Linked DNA regions of Homo sapiens: region 2 is linked to region 1. Evidence: chromatin loops called from intact Hi-C (ENCODE). Cell type or tissue: MCF 10A. All regions are shown on one strand. Each heading gives the region's core, and the rest is flanking DNA. Links, peaks and the distances in the headings are about the cores only. Region 1 has its middle 160 kb from the start of SMAD2. Region 2 overlaps ZBTB7C (zinc finger and BTB domain containing 7C).

Region 1 (4,384 bases), core at 158-4,157:
GTCTAAAGACAGAGAAAGACTGAAGGAATGGAGCCGTGTAGAGTATGAATGATGCAGGGAGAGTGGACCCCAATTCCAGTTGTTTCTGAACCCCAGCTCATCCTTGCACTTAGATTGTTTTTGTTTTGTTTGTTTGTTTGTTTTTTGTTTTGAGATAGAGTCTTTCTCTGTCTTGCCCAGGCTGGATGCAGTGGTGGGATCTCAGCTCACTGTGCAACCTCCACCTCCTGGGTTGAAGTGATTATCCTGCCTCAGTCTCCCAAGTAGCTGGGATTACAGGCGCCTGCCACTGTGCCTGGCTAATTTTTTGTATTTTTAGTAGAGACAGGGCCAGGCTGGTCTCTACTAAAGACCATTGTCCAGGCTGGTCTTGAACTCCCGACCTCAGGTGATCCACCACCTTGGCCTCCCAAAGTGACTGCACTTAGTTTCTTATAAACAATTTTCACTTGTGGTGAAGCTAGTTTGAGTTGGGGTTCTGTTACTTACAGTGAAAATATGAGCCTTTGTGCCTTCATATTTGGAGACCGGAGTATTTATGATCAATATTTAAAACAAGACCTAGTTCCTACCTTTATCAGCAGCATTAACCAAACGGTTAGAGACCTAGACAGGCTGACAGCCCCATCGTCCTCTGTATTGGCAGAACCACTCTTGGGTCTTTGGGTCCATTTCCAAGAGATACAGTGCAAGATAATAAAATGAGGAGGGTGGGAGCCTGGGAGGGGTTTGGGAACAGAGATCTAACTCTAAGAAGCTCTTTGCCAGGACAAATGAGGGCAAGACATTGTTTTCCTTTTCACTGCTGTGTCTCTTAAGCCTCAGACAGGGCCTTGAATAGTGCCTGGCACATGGGAGATGCACATAAAGCATTTATGGAATGAGTGTAATGTGGGAGTGCTCACTTCTCCGGTGTTCTAGAATAGAGGGCTTCCACGTTTGTGAGAAGTATTGGTGGCTAGGGGGAGTGGGGAGAATGGAAGATGTGGATCGCAATGAAACTGAGGTTTGATGGCAGGAAGATACCCTAGGGCGGGGGTGGTGTGGAAGTGGCCCATGTTCTGTGTTGCTGCCTCCAGCTCGTGCCTGCTGGCCTCTGTGCCATTGTTTATGTCATCTCACCTACCAACCTTGGGGACCCCATTTCCTCAAGTCCCATCCCTCTGTGATGACTTTACTGACCACCCCAGCTGGAAGAGCTCCTTTCCTCAGTGCAGCTCACCTGGCAGTTATTTACATAGTGTCTGGCTTGACAGCTCAGTTGGGAGCTCTTGAAGGACAAGGACGTGATCGTCATCAGCACACCCCTAACCCTCCTAGAACCTGCCCCACAGCAGCATTCAGGGCACAACAGCTGATGAGCCCAGGCCTGGACCAGGCTGGCTGACATGGAAGGTTCAGGGAGAATGTGGGCAAGGTGACTGAGACCTCTGTTTCTACTGGTCCTCCTTCACTTCTGTCAGTCCATGATTCTCTCAGCATTTCATTTGTGCCCTTTTATTTCTTCTCCTGGACTGTTAGTTTACAGTCTTGTTAGGGGTAATTCCGCTACCCCAGAAATCAATGCCTTGTGACCTGTTGTGCAAAGTGCATGGGCTCCCCGAGACCTTCAGAGCAGCCCACAGGGCGCAGAGAAGGGGGCAGTCTCTCCTGCGTCCTAAGTCCTGCCTCCCCCTGCTCCCTCCCTCTCCAATGCCACCCTCTCTCCCTGATTCCTTTTGGGTAAAAGAGCATTAGTTATTGATTTTTTTTTTTTTTTTTTTTTTTAATGACAGGGTCTCACCCTGTCGCCCAGGCTGGAGTGCAGTGGTGCAATCTTGGCTCATTGCAGCCTCTGCCTCCTGGGTTCAAGCAATTCTCCTGCCTCAGCCTCCCGAGGTGCTGGAAGTACAAGCACACGCCACCATGCCTATCTAATGTTTGTATTTTTAGTAGAGATGTGGTTGGCCAGGCTGGTTTCGAACTCCTGACCTTAAGTGATCCTCCTGCCTTGGCCTAACCAAAGTGATGGGATTACAGGCATGAGCCACTGCCCCCGGCATGATTTTTTTTTTTTTAATTCCAGGTTTGAGGCTCCTAGACAATCAGTCAGTTCATAATCCTCCAAGTCGCGAAGTACCCACTCCCACCAACTTTTATAAACCCCTGTCTTCGAACAAGATGACCTTGGCTTTCTTTCAGCCTCCTTTGCTGAAGCCGTTGACTGGTATCACCAGGATAAACACAGGCGTGGGCTGACCACAGGGAGCAGAGGTGCTGGGCCTGATTTAGCCTCTAGGCCTTGAGGGGGTAGCTGATGGGGCAAGCTTCCTGGGCGGGATTACAAGAAATCCTAGGGCATCCTTGGGCGGTGTGTCTGGGGGGTCCAAGGGTGTTCTGAATCTGTGTGACCATAGTGAGCGGCTGTGCCGAGGCATTCTTCCAGGGAGAGGGTCAGTAGTTTTCATCGGTTTCTCAAAGGAGCCTGTGACTTTCAAAACTTTAAGGAGGCTGGCGTGGATGATCTCCCTCGAGGTCCTTCCTGCTTCAGCCTCTGCACTTAGGAGTTAAGAGCTTTGTTAGGAGCCACGGAGTGGAGACACAGGCAGTGGCTGATTCCTGGGCGCCGCCTTCTGGTGGTGGGGTGCATAGCACCTTTGGGCAATTGGAAAACCCCTGGGCCGACTTCCTGTCTGGACAAGCCCTAGGAAAGGCTCTGGGAGGAGTTTTTGGAATCTGGGTGCAGCTGCCTTCCCTCCCAAGAGATGGAGAATGGTTCTGGTCCAAATATGGAAGGGAAACCCTGGCAGGTCACATTCCTTCTCCTCGTTCACTCTGCACTTGGCTTCTGAGCCCCCTCAGGAGGCTGCATGGGAGTTGAGAGTCAGGAACCATGTTAGCCCTGGTCTGGTCTGGGTAGAGGGTGTGGCAAGAGTGGCCTTGGTTTGGGAGGGAGGAAGTTTTGCCTTAACTAGGGGTAGAAGACCTAAGGAACCCTGGCCAGAATAAAGGCAGAGCTTTGTACATCTCAGAAGGCTTCCCTCAAATCAACGCCTTCACCCTACTTCCATCGGGAGAGGCAGGTCCTGTCTGAGTCCAATTCACAGATAAGGACAGTGAGGCCCATGTAGGTGATGTGATTTGCCTAAGCCTACACAGCTAGACGGATTTGGATCCAGTCTTTCCACTGGAAGTCCCACTGAAGATAAACACTCCCACCTTCCCCAGCCTCCTTGCCTCCTCCCCTGACACCCCCGCTTGGGCTGCCTGGGGTCAAGAACCTGCATTTAGCTCAGCATGCTTCTGGTGGGTGGAGTCCAGGGGGAAGGGTGAGAGTCCTGCTTTCTAGTTCCTTCCACCCTCCATGTGCAGTGGACCCATAGGACCAGACCAACTGCCTTGGGCCTGGGGCAGAGCAGGGCAGGAAGCTGAGGCCGCCTCCTCAACAGGGGTGCTCCCTGTACCATCCTCCCTGAGGTTGGAAGGCAGCTGCTTTGGGATAACAAAAAGGAAGGCCCCAGTTCCCACATCAGAGTGTAAAGCAATGGGGCTCAGCATCCCACTGGGTGTTGGAGGCTGAATATGCAATAGAAGCCACGGAAGGTTTGACCATCAAGTGATGGGTCCATGACATGTTACTGAATGTAAGTCAGGTTGAAGCTGGGAGGATGGTATTACAGAGCCCTTTGTCTTCCCAGCTTAGTTGCCACTTCCTCTGGCAAGCATCCCTAATGGCCACTCTGAGTTTGGGAACCTTCCCCCGTCTTCCTCCCTGGTACGTGGAACTCACATGCTCATTGCATTTGACACTCTCCATTGTATTTTCCCATTTGCTTGTCGGTAGCCCTCTTAGGCTCTGGGCATCTAAAGGTAAGACCCCGTTTGTCACATTTCACTATGGTAACATCACATTTCACTATGGTAACCCAAGCATTTAGCCCACAGCCTGGCACATGATAGGTGCTTACAAAAATGTGTTGAATGAGAAACAGATCCTATCACATAGTATCCTGGTCAGAAATAGAATTGTTGGGAAATTTCTTACCTGGACAAGAATTCTGAGATGTTCAGAGGAGGACAGACAGCTACCAGGTTCCCCAGAAAGACACAAAGGAGCAAGGATTCCTTGGTTCTGCCTCGAGTCCCAGCATGAGTGGGTCTCCTGGCTGCAGTGTTCATGAGTTCTGTGTCTTGGTCGAGCTGTCTCAGTGGAGACTTGACTGTGCAGGATGCTGTGAGTTTGTGTGAAGTTCATGGCAATCCTGGGGGGAAAGGCCTTTCTTTTCGTGGCTCCATTCATTGTACTTTTTCTCTGGGTCAAAAAAGGGATATACTATCAGGCTTTCAGTAAATTTTAAAGAGTTATTGAATTTTGAATACATTTTAAAGAACATTATACACATGC
Region 2 (4,384 bases), core at 76-4,075, 570 kb before region 1:
TGTGACCACAACCTCCAGGCTCTTTGCTGGTTCCATCCCTGAGCAGGGAGTTCAGATGTTCCAGTGGAATCTTGGTAGGGTTGGTGAGAAAGCAGAGGTTGGCTGGGTCAGGTAAGGGAAGAGGCTGCCCACCCCATAGCATGTGAAGCCTTGGTGGAAGCTGGTGTGCCCAGGGGCCCAAGGCAGAGGCAGCAGGGTGAGGATTCATGCTGCTTGACGGGGAGAGGAGGGAGTGGGTGCACACGTGTTGCTCTGCCAGTCAGTTCTGCGTCTGAGGAAGCCTGCCTCTAACCTCCTGCCTCTGGAGGGCTTCCTAGGGGAAGCAGGGAAAAGAAAGCCTCAACTGAGGAATTATGGTATCTTTTATGGGAAAAAGCAACAGGCAAGAGCATATTGAAATTTGGGGATCACGGCTGGGAGTGGTGGCTCACGCCTATAATCCCAGCACTTTGGGAGGCCGATCACTTGAGGTCAGGAGCTTGAGGGCATGGTGGTGCGTGCCTGTAGTCCCAGCTACTTGGGAGGCCGTGGCAGGAGAATGGCTTGAATCCAGGAGGAGGAAGTTGCCGTGAGCCTGGGTAACAGAGCGAGACTCCGTCTCAAAAAAAAAAAAAAAAAAAAAAAACAAACAAAAACTGGGAATCACTCTATAGAAAAGGGTGATGCTGGCCCAGCGTGGTGGCTCATGCCTGTAATCCCAGCACTTTGGGAGGCTGAGGCTTGTGGATCATGAGGTCAGGAGCTCGAGACCAGCCTGACCAACATGGTGAAAACCCATCTCTACTAAAAATACAAAAATTAGCCAGGTGTGGTGGCGCGTGCCTGTAATCCCAGCTACTCAGAAGGCTGAGGCAGGAGAATCACTTAAACCCGGGAGGCAGAGGTTGCAGTGACCCAAGATCCCACCAGTGCACTCCAGCCTGGCAACAGAGCAAGACTCCATCTAAAAAAAAAAAGGAAAAAGAAAAGGGTGATGATGCTAGGGATGTAGAGTTGGAGTGAAATTCTAAATCTGATTTCACTTTCTCATCTGGCCTCCGTGGTTGGTCAGCTCCTCTGATGGTCTGTTAGCCCCGCTCTGGGGAAACCAGCCATTGAGACAGAAGGAAGCAGCGCCCAGTGACACTCTGCTTACCCAGAGACCAGCCTGCAAGCAACCTCTCCTATCCAGAACACAGACACAGATGGCAAAGTCAGGTAAAAGGGCCTCTGGTTAGCAAAAATGGCTAAAGCCTGGCACCTTATTTCCAAGAACACCCCTGCCCCCACCCTCACTCAGAACCCTGGGTTGCCCAGCCTTGGGGGAACCCATGTTCTGCATTAGAGGTACAGGAAGCGGCTTGAGGCAGGTGTTCTCAACCAGGGCATGACTCATGGGAGACTGACTATGAGGAAGGGGTGGATAGAAGAAGAAAAGCAGAGAGACAGAGACAAATGCTCAGCATGGCAAAGAGCCTTGTGCTGGTGGCAGAGGGTCAGCAAGACAAGGTTCAGTCATGTTCAGCATCTCAGCCCTTCAAGTGCTTTGTGGGGTGAAGCTGGGGCAGAAAGTACACACATTTTAGGGTTTGTGTCATTTGCCGATCACTTGAGGTCAGGAGTTTGAGACCAGCCTGGCCAACATGGTGAGGAAGAGAAGCATGTAAACATTAAAAGAATACTTTATGCAGTAGGTTTAAAAATCAAACACATTTTGTTGCTTAGTGGGGCAATGTTCAGTTGTTCAGTTGTCTAGAAAATCGTTGTATGTGAAATATCTCACCTGTATTACTAGATAAATGGTTATTTCCATGGGCATCATAGAGTATGAGAGCCAGATAGGACCAAGAGATCCCATAAACCCATTTTAACATTTTTATAGATCATGTAATTGAGGTTCAGAGATGGGAAATGATTTGCCCAAGTTCCCACAGCCAGATGGCAGCAGAGCTGGGCCTTGCACTTGGTTTGCCAGAGTGCAAAATGGATCCAGGAACTGGGCAGCAGGGCTGGGGCCAGACACTGCACCTCAGGCAGGATCAGCCAGACTGGGGCTGGGACCCTCTCCAGCCTCCCAGAGGTCGGAGCCAAGGCCTTGTTGGGACACTGGGGGACCTGAAATACCTGCCAAGGAGCATGCTGAAGAGACAGAAATATACTCCTGAAATACCCGCCCAGGAGCATGCTGAAGAGACAGAGTGGGATGGAGGTCTGGGGGTGTGGGGGGCGGTGCTGGTATGCCAGGAAAGCACAACAGAAGTGCGCAGGGCACCTTGGGGGTTGGGCATTTGGGAGTCGGGTGAACATGCCCAATTCCTAAGTGAATTCTGAGGCTGCTGTTCTAGAAGAGTCCACCTCTACGCATGTCAGAAACCAGTTTGAAAGGTAGCTGATAGCCCTGAAATAGGAAACAAAGAAGAAAATGCCAAGCACTCCTAGTAATCCTGCAGGAACCAGCTCCTGGAGTCTGATTTTTGCTTTCTATTTCCTGCAAGAAAGGGCTCCAAACCCAGCCTGTCCAGTGCACACCTACTGCAGCTTCTTACTGAACAGCTATCCACAGACTTCCTATTTTTACCCTTAATAACTGTAAGCTCGGGGTTACCAAGGTCTTCCTGTTGCTATAGTGAGAGGTGATAGCACCAGCCTTCCAAAGCGCTGGACCCTTGGCTTAGAGGAAAAACAGAATCTGGGTTGCTTTATTTTTGGGTTTGACTGAGAAGATTTAATGCACCATTTTGCAGCCTTTGCAACAATGGCAGTTTGTGCTTAAAATACAGAAAACCTCCATAACAAAGAATAACTGGTGATTTTGAGGAGTGGACATCAGAGAGTATATAGAAGATAAATTTTAAATTACAAAAATGACACAACTTCTTCCAGAAAATCCAGAGAATGACAAATAAATAAAAACACATGTCGTTACATTACCACAGCACAACCTTCATGGTCCTCATGACTTATCAGCTTTCCTAAACCTGCATTTGGCGGCGTTGAAGACATAGTATCCATATAATTGGTAGTCTGCTTTTTGAGTTAATATGCTATAAGCATTCTTCTGTGTTGCTGCATTATCTCAATAAGCATTATTTTTATTGGTTGGCTAATGTCATAATTTCATAAAGCGTTCTCCTACTTTTCCTCTTTGTCTCTTGAATCCACACTTGATCTCCATTATACCATCTTTGTCTAAATTCTACTCCTTCTCTGTTTTGGATAACTGGCTGGCCTTGTCCCTGTCTCCCTTTTTTTCCCCCTTTCCCCTTCCCCTCACCATACACGTGCCAGGACGTCCTCCACTCTGCAGCCTGGCTAATCAGAAGGTGATCCCAGACCAGTGGCATGGGCATCCCCTGGGAGCTTGTTAGCAATGCAGGATCTTGACTCCACCTGGGACCTACTGAACAGCACCTGCATTGTGACAAGATCCCAGGTGATTCATAAGCACGTAGAAGTTTGACAAGCACTGATTTAAAACACACTTCCCGGCCACGTGTGGTGGCTCACGCCTATAATCCCATCACTTTGGGAGGCTGAGGTGGGTGGATCACTTGAGGTCAGGAGTTCAAGACCAGCCTGGCCAACAAGGTGAAACCCCGTCTCTACTAAAAATACAAAAATTAGCCGGGTGTGGAGGTGTGTGCCTGCAATCCAGCTACTCGGAAGGCCGAGGCAGGAGAATAGCTTGAACCTGGGAGGTGGAGGTTGCAGTGAGCCGAGATCGTGCCACTGCACTCCAGCCTAGGTGACAGAGCCAGACTCCATCTCAAAAATAAATTTAAATAAATAAATAAATAAAACACACATCCCCATGGCTCCAGGGTAGAAGCCCCACTCCTAGCCAGGTGCATAGCCTGCTGAGTAAAGACCAAAGCAGGCGGGGGAGGGAGTGCAGAGGGAAGGGGATAGGCCAGTGGAACAATCTGCAGGTGGCAGGCAGCTGTGGGCCAGGAAGTTTAGAGAGGTTGGGAGAGAGGAGGGGGCCTGTTAAGGAAGTTCCAAAATCCAGATCCGCAGATGATGCAGATTGAAAACTGGGAGCCCAACAGGCTATTAGGGGAAGGAGTGTGGGCGTGGGCAGCACATCCACCACTCCCGACCCACTCCTGTTTCATAGATGAAGAAGCCAGGGCACAGAGAAATTAAGTTGCTTACCCAAGGTCACACAGCTGATAGGTGGTGGAGCTGGGATACAAACCTGATTCCAGAGCCCACATTTCTTAACCAGCCAGCAATGCGGCCTCCAGAGTGTGGGCTAAATATAGGAGGAAGAAAGGAATAGAAGGATGTTAAGTTCCTACAATGAGCAAGTACTTTTTTATTTTATTGCATTTAATATTTACAACAGCCTTTGGGTGTGGGTATTATTACTCTATGTTATAGATGAGGCAGGAATTTGCCCAGG

What was found. Peaks named below come from ENCODE experiments on the same cell type or tissue, not always from the same donor. Only the 100,000 strongest peaks of a DNase experiment are listed, where the experiment ranks them.
Region 2: it touches region 1 in a loop (12-fold over the local background); 3 of 110 quality-filtered maps call a loop at or near these places.

What each region holds. Positions count from the first base shown.
Region 1 is chr18:47,771,050-47,775,433 of GRCh38, reverse strand. No RefSeq gene overlaps it. Among named protein-coding and RNA genes, the nearest start is that of SMAD2, 160 kb to the left of the region's middle. In MCF 10A, for the core only: a CTCF peak has its summit at 2,606 (motif pointing left); a DNase peak (open chromatin) is centred at 2,613.
Region 2 is chr18:48,343,366-48,347,749 of GRCh38, reverse strand. The region is part of intron 1 of ZBTB7C (zinc finger and BTB domain containing 7C); the gene reads left to right. It overlaps LOC124904352 (a long non-coding RNA gene), which reads right to left. Exons shown (of 3, transcript XR_007066457.1): 2 at 4,135-4,234. Among named protein-coding and RNA genes, the nearest start is that of ZBTB7C, 64 kb to the left of the region's middle. In MCF 10A, for the core only: a CTCF peak has its summit at 1,941; a DNase peak (open chromatin) is centred at 1,929.